Regions from separate parts of the Mus musculus genome. Here region 2 is linked to region 1. A link is a loop called in an ENCODE intact Hi-C map of the cell type or tissue named here. Cell type or tissue: left cerebral cortex. All regions are shown on one strand. Each heading gives the region's core, and the rest is flanking DNA. Links, peaks and the distances in the headings are about the cores only.

Region 1 (7,829 bases), core at 1,757-6,756:
AGGAAAATACATAATAAAAAAAAGTATTGGAGATCAAACTCCTGGTCTCTTTTTCATTAAATGTTCTTGTTGTATACTTATATTTCAAAGGTATTAGATCTCCAAGATCATCACTAAACCAAAGTGGGAAGTAATGTCTATACTTAGTAGGTTGAATCTAGTAATCCATATATATTCTGTATACTTCTTTCGGTATATCCCACAACTTAAATATATACATTTTACTTATGAATGACACATCAAGAAAGATGGAGAGGAAGTACTAAGTCATATGTACACATCCATAAAGAAAAATAATTATCATGCAGAAACTTAAGTAGGCAATAATGTCATGAGTACTGTTGAAAAAAAGTATTGGAGAGATCAGGAATTCAAGGCCCATACCTAAACACAATAAACGCGATATACAGCAAACCAACAGTCAACATCAAATTAAATGGAGAGATACTTGAAGCAATCCCACTAAAATCAGGGACAAGACAAGGAGGCCCACTCTCCCTATATCTATTCAACCTAGTACTCGAATTTCCAGTGAGAGCTATAAGACAACAAAAGGAGATCAATGGAATAGAAATTGGCAAAGAAGTTGAGGTATCACTATTTGCAGATGATATGATAATATACATAAGCAACCCCAAAAATTCTACCAGAGAATTTCTACAGCTGATAAACAACTCCAGCAAAGTAGCTGGATATAAAATTAACTCAAATAAATCAGTAGTTTTACTTTATTCAAATGATAAACAGGCTGAGAAATAAATTAGGGAAATAATGCCTTTCACAATAATCACAAATAGTACAAAATTTCTTGGGGTAACTCTAACCAAACAAATGAAACATCTGTATGACAATAACTTCAAGTTTCCCAAGAAAGAAATCAAAGAAAACCTTGGAAAATGAAGATATCTCCTATGCTCATGGTCTGACAGAATTAACATAGTAAAAATGGCCATCCTACCAAAAGCTATCTACAGATTCAAAGCAATCCCCATAAAAATTCTTCACAGAGATAGAAAGAGCAATTCTCAAATCCATCTGGAAAAACAAAAAACCCAGAATAGTAAAAACAATTCTTAACGATAAAAGAACTTCTGGGTGAATCATTATCCCTGACCTCAAGTGATACTACAGAGCAATAGTGATAAAAACGGCTTGGTATTGGTACACAGACAGACAAGTTGATCAATGGAATAGAATTGAAGACCCAGAAATAGAACTGCACACTTATGCACATTTGATCTTTGACAAAGAAGCCAAAATTATACAATGGATAAAAAAGATAGCATCTTCAATAAATGGTACTGGTCTAACTGGCAGTTTACATGCAGAAAAATGAAAATAGATCCATATTTGTCATCTTACACTAAGCTCAAGTCCAAGTGGATCAAGGAACTCCACATAAAACCAGACACAGTGAATCTAACAGAAGATAAAGTGGGAAAGAGCCTCAAACTCATTGGCCCGGGGGTGGGGAGTATTTCCTAAACAGAACTCCAATGGCTCAGGCTATAAGATCAAGAATTGACATATAGGACCTCATGAAACTGAATAGCTTCTGTAAGGCAAAGTCATAGTCAGTAGACAAATAGGCATCCTACAGATTGGGAAAAAACCCTTCACTAACTGCCCCCCCATCTGATAGAAGGCTAATATCCAAAATATATAAAAAACTCAAGAAGCTAACTCCCCAAAAGCCAAACAATCCAATAAAAAATGGGGTATAGAACTAAACAGATAATGCACAGCAGAGGAATCTCAAATGTTCAAGAAACACTTTAAGAAATGCTCAAAGTCCTTAGTGATCAGGGAAATGGAAATCAAAATGACCCTGATATTCTACCTTACAGTAATCACAATGGCTAAGATAAAAAACTAAGGTGACAGCAGCATATGTTGGTGTGGATGTGGAGAAAGAAGAACACTTCTCCATTGCTGGTGGGATTGAAAACTGGTACAAGCACTCTGGAAAACAACCTGGAGATTCCTTAGATAATTTGAAATAAATCTACTTGAAGGCCCAGCTATACCACTCTTAGGCATATACCCCAAAAATGCCCCACCATGTCACAGGGGCACGTGTTCCACTATGTTCATAGTGGCCTTGTTTGTGATATCCAGAAGCTGGAAAAAACCCAGTTGTCCCACAACAGAATAATGGATATAGACGATGTGGTTCATTTACACAATGGAATACTACTCAGCTATTAAGAATGAGGACATCATGTGTTTAGCAGGCAAATTAATGGTACTAGAAAATATCATCCTGTGTGAGGTAACTGAGACCCAAAAGGACATGCATGGTATATACTCACTAATCAGAGGATATTAGCTAAAGCCAAAGGCCCAAGTGAGGGTGCCTCAATCCCACTTGGGAGGGAGAAGAAAGCAATCACAGGGGGTGGGCAGTAGGAGGGAGAGTCCTAGGTAGGAGAGGGGACAGGGAGGGGAAAAGGGGAACATAATCAGGTATTGGGGGGGGGGGACAGAACTGAAGCCCTTAGGACCAGCAGAAAGAATGGAAACAGGCATCCAGGGAAGGTGGGAGGTGGGAGGACCCTCCAGAATGTACCAGAGACTTGGGAGGTGAGAGACTCAGGACTTAAAGGGAGGGACCTTAAATGAAATGCTCTACAGTGGGGAGAGGGAATTTGTAGTCTTCCTCCAGTAGAAAGACAGAACATCAAGTGGAGGCATGAGGTTGCCATCCCACAGTAAAAAACTCTAACTCTGAATTGTTCCTGTTTAAAAGAACTACAGAGACAAAAATGGAGAAGAGCCCGAGGGAAAGGAGGTCCAGTGACAGGCCCATATTGGGATCCAGCTCAAGGTGAGACCCCAATGCCTGACACTATTACTGATGCTATGGTATGCTTACAAACAGGAGCCTAGCATGGCTGCCCTCCGAGAGGCTCAACAAGCAGCTGAAAGAGTCAGATGCAGATATTTACACCCATACAATGGACAGAAGCTGGTGACCCCTGTGGTTGAATTAGAGAAAAGTTGGAAGAAGCTGAGGAGGAGGGTGACCCCTTAGGAAGACCAACAGTCTCAACTAACCTGGACTCCCGAGATCTCCCAGACACTGAGACATCAACCAGGCAGCATAGACTAGCTGATATGAGGCCCCTGACACATATACAGCAGAGGACTGTCTGGTGTCGCCTCAGTGAGAGAAGATGCACCTAACCATTGAGAGACTTGAGGCCCCAGGGTGTGGAGAGGTCTGGTGGGGTGAGGGTTAGAACATCCTCTTGGAGACAGGGTTGGGGGAGGTAGTATGGGATGAGGAACGGTCAGAGGGCAGATCATGACGGGCATAATGACAGGACTGAAAAAACAGGTTAAATATAATAATAATAATAATAATAATAATAATAACAACAATAATGATAGTAATAAGATCACTATATAGGTGACAAATAAAAACATTTAATGATGTCACATTTCTCTTTTTAAAAAAGTGCCCATATATCATTTAATCATTAAATGCATTTTGTATCTTCTCATTTTTATGTCTTTGAAAATCTTATGTAATGTATTTTGACTGTAGACACCTTACCCCATTATTCCTGCCTTCCTTGACCACTCAACTTTGTGTCTTATTTTAAAACAAACAAACAAACAACAGACAATCAAGTAAAGTTTGTTCTGCCCATTTTTCTTGGATTTGTGGCTTTCTTTGGATGGTGGCTTATTGCAGGAAGAGCTCTGCCTTTAAGGACAGAGACTTTGTCTCTCAACAGTTGTCAACCGCTAACAGCTCCTGAGCTAGGGGAGGGATTTTGTGTTTACTTCCCTTTCCTCACTGTGATTTTATGTGGCTCAAGCTTGCACAGGTCTTGTGCTGCTGTGAACTCCTAGGGGCAACTGCCCTGCTATGTGCAGAAAACGCTTATTAGAGCACCCAGTTGTTCCTGTTATCCTCTTGTTTTCAGGTTTGGCGCCCTCTACTGGAAAGGGTTAGAATGATGGATTTGCTTCTGATTCCTAGGCTGAATGTAGGCAAATTATATATAATATGTGTATTTTATATATATACTTAAGACCATTTTGTGGAGGAAAAGTGATACCTTTAACATAGTTCTTCACATATGATGTACACCTTTCTCTGTTAATTGGGAAGATGAAAAGGTTTTGAGTTAGTACATTCCAATTATTATTGTCTTAAAAACGTCTTGAATACAATGCAAAATTATTTAGTTATAAAAGGCTCTTCTGATGAACTAACTTTACTAATGGTAGAGTTCATGTGTCTGAGGTCAGAATGACGAACCAAGACTCAGAAGCTACATAAGAACTTGTGTGGAATAATGTTCCCATTTCTTTACTTGGCTGAATATATCCATGCATAGAGACTCAAAAAAGAACACATATACTTGGGCAATTTTATGCAGAGTGTGAAGTTTGAGGTTGGAGTGAAGCAGGTTGCAAGCTTCCCACCTTCTTTTGGGGGCTCTGTAGCTGCAGGGTGCCATGGAGAGTGGAGGAGACTGAGTCCTCTCTGTAATGACTTTATTGCATCATCCTCTTTCCTAACTTACTGGATTCTGATCTGAAGGAGGAAGGCAGCGTCTGCTGGGATCTTGAGAGCTAACAGCTCCTAAAGAATCTTGTTGATGGGGATAATGCTATTTAAGTATTTCACTGACTTATATACAAGAACCTAAGTTACAAAACTATACAAGGATGTAAATATTCCAATTTCTTCTTGAAGACAGAGTTGGAACTGTTTGAGGTCACACAGATTCAAACATCTGGAGCTTTGGAGACATTTGCCCAATGCTTTACAACATGATGCTTCATAACCCATAAGCACCCCACTGCTTCCTTAGGTTGGCTATACTAGTTTGTGAGGAATGGCATGTTTTGTAGTCTTAGTGCATATAAGTGAGCATGGAGTGGAGTAGCTCCTTTATGATTATACATGATCCTTCCTATTTAATGTAAACTAGACATGGGAAAAAAGGTCTCTGTCTATTTTTTTTGTGGTATTGTCTTTTGATATACCTTAGTGTTAATTCAGGATTCTACCACCCTTCCCCCAATACTGTAAAGGGATAAAACTCAGGTTTTACAGCCTTCATAAATATGGACCTCCAATCGCTTCTGAGTCCAAGAAGACTCACCTATACTTTGGGAAGACTTTTTGATTTCTGCATATTGTCCCCAGAATATATCTGCCAGCTGCAGGGAGGCCAGGACAGGGGGACAAGAGCAGGTCTTCTATTTAAGAAACTATGACTTAGAAGGTGTGACCTTCCCTTTCTCACTTTGGAGCAGCCATGGCACACTGAGGTGCCTGTGATTTCAGGCAGATTCTCTGTCCATCCTCTTGGGACAGATGTGGGTGTTATCCTTCTGCACTGGACCCTGAGACACTCTACCACTCTCTGGTGGAATTCCCGAGACTCTTGCACAGAGTGTTTATAAGTTCAATGTCTCTGAAGCAGGTGTAGAGTTCTGGGCTCTTTTGACATGATCCAGTCTTGGGAAAGCATCTTATGAAGAGGAAACAAGAAAAAGAGCAGGGACCACTAGGAAGACTTCTAGCTGATGAGGATGAGGATAACTGGGATTCCTGAGCATCCAACTCTACATCATGCCCCTATTAAAAAGGTAGGGGCCTCATAGACTGCACATAAGGTGCTTGGAAATCTTTTTATCACACCAATGCAAACACAATACTTACCTTTTAAACATCTTTACAGTGTTTTAAATAGAAATAGCACACTATTCTCATGCAACCAAGCTATGCACTGTGCTACTGAGGAATTTATAGTAGAGAATGAGACAGAAAAAAAAAAGCTGTTGGCCTTCTGGCACTTGCATTGTATTTGGAGAAACATTCACATCAGCAAATCAGAGAATTTTGCATTGCAGAAGACACTTAATTAAGGGTTAAAGCAGGCTTTCTTAAGGTGATAATTAGGCCACAGCAGGGGGATTGCAAAAAGATAGGACTGTCTCAATGCCAGGAAATAGCATGAATAATCTTCAGAGGTAAAAGAACATGAAGAGTTGACAAATATCCACTCACATTGGAAGGTAGTAGGCAAAGTGGTGAGGAACAGCAAGACCAGGACTGGTAATGGGGATGTATCTGGATAGGGGTCTGAGGCAGGAGACTGTCTTAATGTGAATACTCACCTCTTACCATCTCTTTGAGGCACTTTTGCAGTCTCCTTGCATGTTTAGGGTACACAGCTTGCTTCTGACCAGGGGGTATAAGGAGATATTTAGTGCTAGGATCCCAGAGAGAAGGTTGGCTCCATCTACTCTAATGTAGCTCTCCAGTCCTGAGTAACCGTTTCACTGCCATCAGTGTTTAGAGATGGCCTGAAGAGATGAAATGGAGGTGGAATATTCAGCATGAAGAGGAAGAAAGAAGGCTGGGAAGGAAGTGTACTTCACAGCTGGTCTCTTAAGTCACTGTGCAGAGTCAGGGAGGGCCATAGATAGGGTGAGTCTGTCTCAGCTCTCTTACCCTATGGCCTGGGTATTCTCTATTTGCCCCACCAGGTCTCAGCACGGTGCATTTAGAAAGTGAACACTTGTGGAGATTCTCCTGTTTCTGGCTGGACCTTGTCAACATGAGGAACCAGCAGGAGATAGAAGAGTAATAAGGAAAACCAGAGACTTGCTCTCAAATTCTCTTCCTACCAGGCATGTTTGGATAATGTCCTTTACTTCTATACAAAGTCCCAGATCTTGAAAAGTGGCCCCTCCTGTGTTCTGCTAACTACACCTGGGTTATGAAACCATGCTCACGGTTCATCCTGATACTTCATGATCCCATCAATGCACCTCTGTAGAAGGTCCCTTCCTTGTCTCCATGAGCATGCTGGGTATTCTATTGTGGGTATCAGATAAGATCCTATCAGTACACAGTCTTTACCAGTGTTGACAAGCAGACTGCTTCCTTAGTGGGACATTAGAAGATCATTCTAATATGATCCGCATATACTGAATGAATTAATATTTACCTCAGGGCGATTTATTTATTGATGTAAAATATCACTCATTAAGGATCATACTATCAGAATTCATCCATTCATTTAAACATATATTTTTTTATTTTGCTTGTTAAGTTTATGTTGATATTATAGTGTAACATGAAATTCCATGTGTATGAAATTTCATGATTTCTTCTAAATGTTGTGTAGCACTGTATATTCAATGATGTTTATTATATGGCCCAAGAATACTGTTTTTTTTTTCTTTCTAGGGAAAAATGTCTTGCTACATTTGGGGACACAAATGAGAATTATTTATATACAACAATGTCCACTTTTCATAATGTATGTTCAGTACCCAGCTCTTTGTGGCTCACCGGCATCCCAGGACTGGAGACCTTGCACATATGGCTCTCCATTCCCTTTGGCTCCATGTACCTGGTGGCTGTGGTGGGGAACATCACCATCCTAGCTGTGGTAAGGGTAGAGCGCAGCCTGCACCAGCCCATGTACTTCTTTCTGTGCATGCTGGCTGTCATTGACCTGGTTCTGTCTACTTCTACTATGCCCAAACTTCTGGCGATTTTCTGGTTTGGTGCTGGCCACATTGGCCTGGATGCCTGCTTATGCCAAATGTTTCTTATCCATTGCTTTGCTACTGTTGAGTCGGGCATCTTCCTTGCCATGGCTTTTGACCGCTATGTAGCCATCTGCAATCCACTGCGTCACAGCATGGTGCTCACTCACACAGTGGTGGGTCGTTTGGGGCTGGCTGCCGTCCTCAGAGGAGTTCTTTACATTGGACCCCTACCACTTATGATCCGCCTGCGGTTGCCTCTTTACAAAACCCGAGTCATCTCCCATTCCTACTGTGAG
Region 2 (7,829 bases), core at 1,308-6,307, 71 kb before region 1:
CAAGGCCATCCTCTGCTACATATGCTGCTGGAGCCATGGGTACTTTTTGGTTGGTGGTTTAGTCCCTGGGAGCTCTGGGTGTATTGGTTTGTTCATATTGTTGTTCTTCCTATGGGGCTGCAAACCCCTTCAACTCCTTGGGTACTTTCTCTAGCTCCTTCATTGGGGACCATCAAGAGTTTTCCCATAAAAATTTCCTAAGCTTGGGTGGTGTCTGTCCCCTAGACCCCCCCCCCCCCCACCTACGCATGCTTCCGGCACCAGATATTTTCTCAACCTTTCTTCCAAAAGCTACTAACGCCCATGTGAGTTCCTCTGTCTTACTATCTCAGCAAGTTGTAGAGCATAAGACCTGTTCCCATACCCATTGATACCCTGGGTGGAAAGCAGTGGTCCCAGGAAAACAGTCTTTGCCATCTTGGGAGGGTCAAGTTTTTGCTACTCATTTGGGGTCTGTGATTGGCTGTGAGCCTCTCATTCCTACCCAGTTTCAGATGCATTTCATTTTCTACCAGCAAATTCTCACTGTGACAGGCTTTAGGTCCCTAGCAGGCTTTGGACTAATAACTTGCTCACCATCAAGCAGCCACCAGGTCAGGTGGACTTCCTATCACAGACCCAAGAAACTAATGTTGACTATGCTGTTCCCTGAGACAGGGTCAGAAGGAATGACGAAACCTTAAACTTTCTCCAGAAATTCTTGATATTTGTGCCAGATTGGGGAAAATCCCATCTGATTTTAAGCTTCCTTCTTTCCTCTTCCCTCCCTCCCTTCTGCCTCCCTTCATCCCTGACTCTCTTCTATCCCTCCCTCCTTCCTTTCCTTCTCTCTTTCCTTCTCCTCTCTTCCTTCCTTTCTTTCAATTCCTCTCTATCTGGAGTCACAGTGTGTGGATGGGTCTTGGAGAGTGACCTATATAATAACTCTACCGCCCCTTGGATAGGCACAGTCATGGTTAAGGCTTGCTTGAGGTCAAGACCTGGGACACAGCCCAGCCTACAGCTCTTGCCTTCCAGTCTGTTCTTTGCATCGTGAGATCCATTTCCATCTTCTCGGCCAACTCTTTCCCCTTTCTCAGTTTTTCTAAAGCCACGTGGATCTTCTCCTGTAGAAAAAGATGGCAGGTTAGTCCCCAGGTTGGAGGAGGCAGATGGAAAGACTATGGAAGAAATCTAGTATGTCTTAACAAAAACAGAGTTACACCAATGGGTAACGGGATCTGGGCCACTGCATTTCTAATGTACCCGGGAGCCACGAGGAAGCACGATGCATGACTCCTTTCCCATGGCTTTGCCTCTGCTGCTGAGAAATAAAGTTGTATTCCATACACAAGCTCCTCTCAATGAAGGGAGAAATTATCCCTTCATCCCCCAACTTCTCAGCCACCATTCTGGGGGACAAAGTGGCTATGTTCTTTAGTCTGTGCTAAGGCCTTACCTGGTATACCTTAGCAGCCTCTTCAATAGGGACCCTGGTGTGGTCCCGGTGTTTCCCAGACTGGGCACACACCCAGCAAAGGGCCTGCCCATCTTCCTCACAGAATAGGTGAAGCTTCTCTCCATGCTTCATGCAGTGCGTTTCCTGGGTACTCTTCTTGGTATTCTGGGCTATCTGTTTAAGGTTTTCCACCATGTTGGCTATATGTCTATTGGGCCTGAGGTTTCGGAGCAGAAACTGTTGCCGGCACTCGGGACATGAACTGCCCCCATTCTTCCCAACTTCAAAAATGCATTCCTTGCAAAAGCAATGGCCACATTCGATACTCATAGGCTCCACCATGGGATCCAGGCAGATAGAACAGGTGACCTCCTCCCACATCTTTTCCAGAGACATTTTTGAGGTTGTAGAGGGTGATATCTGCCGTGGAATCTTGAGAGATGCAGAGGGGCGAAGAGATAAAAATGAGAGTTTGTAGGACAAAAGCAAAAGCAAGGCAAACCCCAAACTCCCCCAAATAATGCCAAGGTGGACAAGCGATGACACAGGAGGGAAAGGCAGAAGGCAAAAGCACCAACCTGAATGACAGGAGCCTCTCCTCCGGCCTCACCCACTGAGCAAGCCAGGCAGAAGGGGAAACCGAGTTTCTAGAAGAGACAGAGAAAACTGGTGGGGGTAACGCTGCTAACAGCTCCACCGTCACCACACCCATCCCTGCTTAACCCTCACTGTCTAGGCGTCTCCCATTTCCTTTCTGTCATCTTATGCCTCTACTGCCCAGAGACGTCAGTCATGGCAGTAACGACCATTTACCATATCACCACAGACCCTCCATATTCCAACCAGAGTTAGCTCATACTAGTCTTCATTAATCTTGGCAGAAACCACAGGGGTCAGGCATTAGGAGTCAAGGTTTATGCAGCTATACATCATAGTAGACATTTTGTCAAATATGACAGGCTGCACATATGGTGGTTGTGCAATAGGCAACACAATGCAGCCTAGGTGTGTCATTAGCGACCCCACTCAGGTTCATGTAAGATGTCATTCATTATCCGGAGTACATTGTCTAAGAGTATATGGCCCAGTTATAAGAGTTGCATGTGTGTATATGCATGTTTTTATATATGTATGTACACATATATTGATGTTTTTATATGCAAACTATACTTGTGCACAAATGCATCAATGTAGGCGTGCCCATATGTTCCCCTCTATAAATGTCTATGTACATAACATGCAGGTGTGCTCACCGGTGAACATTTTTGGGGAGCACTCCCTGGGCTCTTCTCTAAGCTGCTCCAAACCTAGTCTCAACTTCCTTTAGGGTGTGGAGTATCTTAAATCCACAGAAATTTCTACATGGATAGCACTCTCCTCAAGCAGGGATCTTCAAGGGGTAAGGGTTTCCCTGAGCTCCCCTCTGGCCTAGGTCACCACCCTGCTTCTCCTGCCCTTGCTAGGACTGTCGTCTCAGCTAGTCCAGGGCACTAGGAAAGTCACTTTCAGAGCCCAGCTTCCACAGGCCAGCATGGGCAGCTCTGCAGGGCTAGGACAAGACAACTCTGATGAAAAGAAGCAGCAGGTGGGTTCGCAAATTCCCGAGTGTGGGGTGCTGATGGGAAGAGGCTCCTTGAATCTGGTGTGGGGATAAAGAGCCCACCTAGGCCGGCCAGGGGTCCCAGTCTCACTCACCTAACCAGGGTCCTCAGCTTTAGTTATGTGCTCCCAGCTTCGCTTTTGCAAGCCTGCAGTCCAAATTTCACTTTCAGTTTCCTCTCAGAGGCAGGTCTAGCAGGAAGAGGGAGGAGCAAGGGGAGGAGTGAGGAGTTGAGTGGCAAGAGGAGGTTAGAGGCAGAGAAGGCGGAGGCTGGGCGGAGACTGGGCAGAGACAGGGCAGAGAGTGGGAGGAGAGAGGTCAGAGGTGCAAGAAACTGACTCCTGGCCACAGGCAGGGAAAAAACTCAGTACCTGTCCTCCTGGGTCTCTCTAAGGCCCCCTTGTCCCCTTTAACAGAATGTAATCTACAGGATATCGATCTTTGACACTGGTCTTTTCTTCTTACCTGGGAGCTTCTGAGAGAAGAGGTCTGAATGGGAGAGGGAGGAGTCACCATCTGTTTCCTACAGGGATGGATAGCTTCCCCCAAGACTGATCCCGCCACCGTCACTGTTTTTTATTAGTATATATTAATTGTACAGAGTACTTGAAGTATACCCATTTCCCACCACTCTGTTGTGTGATTTTGCTCTTTTCAAATAGTTTGGGGCTAGAAATTTATTCTTTATGATGTCAAGGTATGTGTTGTACCAGTGAAGGGAGTTAAGACTTATGGACAATTGATATTGTATTATAACTTGCGCTAAAAACAGCAGTGGAATTTTCCTCGCTATTTATTATATTTAGGAAACAAAACCATTCTGTGATTTGAAATTTCTAGTCCTGTTTAAGAGATCTCTCTTAGTGAAAGGCCGCCAGGCAACATCTACTGTCTAGATTGTGCTGTTGTACTGGGGCTTGGTTCCTGGAGCACAACAGTCCTAGAAAGCAGAATGAAAAAGAGTCAAGCATCCGAAAGGACGAAGACATCTATAAACATCAGAAAACGACTCTGCTTCTACCACGGAAGGTCTGCTGCTATTTCCTGCAGGCAAAGAACTTGGGTCCCAAAATAAGGCAGAGGGTAGAGTCAATGTCTATTTTGCTATTCACCACCAGAGGATGCTCTGTTTCAGTTTACACACTGGATAGAGAGATTAATGCACACCCTAGGGGTGTGCTGATATATACTCTATAATGTGCACACAGGACTACTAACATATTGTACTCAGAGCTGCCTCAGCTCCCACCTTGGTAATTGTTTGAAGACCCCACCTACTGAAGACCCAAACTCCCTTCACTCACAGATAGTACTTTGATATTTCAAACTTCCCTCTCCCTGACAAAATGACCCAAGTCTTTATTTGGGAAGAATTAATGCTATTGATATTATTGTCTAGCACATTATTAGTGTGTTGGTGAAGTGAGATGTTTATACTTTGGGTTTTAATCATATTCTCTACTAACTTGAGTGTGTATTGGCAACCCAAGTTGTCCCTGGTGATATGCAAGTACATTTTGTCCAGGACAGGAAAAGCTTCTTCTACTTATTTCTAATTTAGTGACTTAAGAAGCCCCCAAAAATATGGAAGCAGAAGGAGGACCAGTTGGAAACAAGAAAGGACCAACGGGTGTGGGAGAGGGACAAGAAAGGATGACGGGTGTGGTGGCGCACGCCTTTAATCCCAGCACTCCGGAGGCAGAGGCAGGCGGATTTCTGAGTTCGAGGCTAGCCTGGTCTACAAAGTGAGTTCCAGGACAGCCAGGGCTATACAGAGAAACCCTGTCTCGAAAAACCAAGAAAAACCAAACCAAACCAAAAAGGATGACGGAGGGCTGACCACTTGCTGGTTTTAACAATGTATCAGAATTATAGCCCTTTACTCTCATGGTTAAAGCCTTTGTTGATCCCTATAATAAAATATCACAGATCGAGTAATTCATTAAAAAAAACATACCTTTCTTTTTTATAGTTGTGGAGGATGGGAAGTAAGGCAGCAGCAGACTGGTCTTTCCAGACTTGCTCTTTTCCTCAAAGACAAGGCCTTCTCTTTGTATCCTTTCTTTTTCTTTCTTTCTTTTTTAAAAATAAGGATCCTAATCCATAGCTTCACTTCTTGTTACTGTCATATCATCATCACCATCGTCGTCATCATTATCTCGATCTATTAATTTCACTAAGACACAGACATAGATGAGATTTTCAATTTGGTGCCACACCTCCACTCTCAACAAGTCATGGCCCAGTTTTACTGACCACCTGTTCTGATGATGCACACTCAAGATGATGGTTTCCATAACCTCATTACTAGGAATTATATATAAAACAGTTACTGGTTACAGGTAATGCTTTGGAAAGAGCTTAATGGAGCAAAGTTAAAAATGGTGATGCTTGGTAGATACAATGTAGGAGAGAAAACAGATATGCTGGAATATTACTTATTTTGTTAGAAAAATTTGATTTATTTAACATAAATAATATTTAATGTAAATAATGTAAAAAATTCACCAGAAAACTGCTCAGATTTTTCTTAGAAACAGTAAAAAACAGGCTAAAAGCAATATAATATATGATGATATAGCATATTACATGATTTATTATATATGTTATTTATGGCAGCACTTCTACTTCCTCCAGGAGCCACCTACTTCCTCCTTTCACTTCCCACAGGAAGTGAAGGGAAACTCAAATCTTTTTAAAAAATTTCTTATTTTATGTTTATTACTGCTATTTAGTCACAGAAAAGATGAACACTTTACAAGAAATGTCCTTTATCATATGCCATATAGGTATAATTTTATGTGAAGAGGAACTATGAGAGAACAGGCTATCTTTACAAGGAAATAAAGAAACAGCAATAAAAGAATTCTTCCATATAAAGATTTTAAACCAAATTATTCATTTCAGAATACAAAACCTTCATTGTCGGAAGGAAAGAGAAAAACAGCAAAGAAAACAGTAAGACAGAAGACCAAGAATAAAGAACTCTTCTCTAGAGATGCACTGCATATGTAGTATATACGTATGGTCTGAGTTATCACAAAAGTACTCACGGATTATAGTCAATTCTCATATAGTTAGAAACAGCACTTTCCAAGCAAGTGCAATTGGCCCAGCACTTTCTCAGTCTCCAGTTACATGACGAGTTAAAGTTGTGTAGCAGTCACTGCTGACGAGCACTATCAAGACAAACGCTGGACAAGATATAATTTTTCTCCTTGTTCATTGTAAAGATCGGTGCCTGTTTGTAATGTTCTACAAGTTCCTCCATGGTGCTGAATTTCTGCTGCCCAATGCAGTAAACAGTCTCTTTCAGCTGGACTTTAAAATGTTTGTTTTCCCCTTGTGTTTTTAGTGATCCTGAGAAATCATTTGGCGAAGACTCACTGTCACAAATGAGGATGTCTCCTTCATGCCCTCTTTCATTTAATACCATCTCTGCCTGATGCCTGGTGACTTTGCCATAATACCAAGGATTGCCAGCAGACTTCCAAGAGAGTGAAGGCCTAATGTCATCACATTGTGGAGGCGATGGTTCCAAACCTGAGGTTAATGGATTATTCTGAACAATGGTAACATAGTTTTTTGGCATCAGGCCAACCATGCCATTGATTTTCCTGCATTTCCACCACTCTGGGTCATTTTCCGGCTTTTCAATAACATCCATTACATCGCCGTTCTCAAAACTGAGTTCTTCATCATTGGATGAGCTAAATGGGTAAAGAGCCTGTACAGCATTCAATACTTGACCCATATTTAGGTTATTGACAACTGCTGCTAATTTCTCTGAAAGAGAACCTACATGATCACCCAAAGGACTGTCACCTTCTTCAGTTACATAGTTTGAAGGAAACCATCCAGTTTGTTTGTTGTAGTTGCCATGCCATCATCCATCACTGCATTTCACCATTACGACCACCTTGGTCCCTTTTATCAATGCAATTCATCCTCTCTCTCAGCCATGTAGTTAAATTTCACAAAAGCAGGCATGTTAAGGTCATAGAGACATTCTCCTGGATCAACAAAGCTATCATCAGCAGGAGATGCAGTATCTAGAACACCGGGTTTTCTTTTCACTTCCCCAATGCTGAAAAAAATCTTTAAAGTTATTTAACCAATTCATTTTGAGTAAAAATTCTGTGTTCTCTTTTCAAAGTTTGTTGACACAGCTCCGGGATCATTTTCTGTGAGCTTCCTGGTGTGTTCTGTAACACTGAAACTTCCCACACCCAATCCCTGTGACTTAAGGTGTCCTTCAGGTTTTTAACAATAGATGCTTTCTGAGCACTAATTTCTCTTTCCACATAGTTAGAAGGGACAAAACCGGTTTTATTCATGGAATTTCCAACTCATCACCAGGATTTAGAGTCACCCAGGAGCCATAATCTCTCATTCTTCTTGATATCCAGCTCTTGTTCCTGCTGTGCCACATAATCAAATTTGGCCACCACCACCACCACTACCACCACCACCACCACCACCACCACCACCACCACCACCACCACCACGTCTTCAGCCATCTTTCTGCAGTGTCAGCACTGAGGACTGTACCAGGATGCCACTGCACAGCTCTCAGAGAGGGGTGGAGTGTGCGCAACTTGGGGGCGGGCAGACCATTGCCAATCATTTTTTTTTTCAGGAGAAAGTCTTTATTTTTCTATCAGCATGCAGAATGACTTTAGCTAATGCTTAAGAGACCCCACCCCCAAGAAGTATTTAATTGCTTATATAGGGTAGGGAATATTGGCATAATCCTTTTTGAAAAATATTTTTTTCAATTTAAAAAATTTT

The links. Peaks named below come from ENCODE experiments on the same cell type or tissue, not always from the same donor. Only the 100,000 strongest peaks of a DNase experiment are listed, where the experiment ranks them.
Region 2: it touches region 1 in a loop (2.2-fold over the local background); 2 of 42 quality-filtered maps call a loop at or near these places.

The regions. Positions count from the first base shown.
Region 1 is chr7:102,632,968-102,640,796 of GRCm38, forward strand. It overlaps Olfr554 (olfactory receptor 554), which reads left to right and starts at 7,281. Exons shown (of 1, transcript NM_146325.2): 1 at 7,281-7,829. The coding sequence starts at 7,281. In left cerebral cortex, for the core only: a CTCF peak has its summit at 3,946 (motif pointing left); a DNase peak (open chromatin) is centred at 3,946.
Region 2 is chr7:102,562,256-102,570,084 of GRCm38, forward strand. Trim21 (tripartite motif-containing 21) reads right to left here and starts at 3,227. Exons shown (of 8, transcript NM_009277.4): 1 at 3,134-3,227; 2 at 2,017-2,085; 3 at 1,439-1,870; 4 at 1,011-1,106. The coding sequence starts at 1,834. It also overlaps the pseudogene Gm5339. In left cerebral cortex, for the core only: a CTCF peak has its summit at 4,180; a DNase peak (open chromatin) is centred at 3,280; H3K4me3 peaks cover 954 bases; H3K27ac peaks cover 351 bases.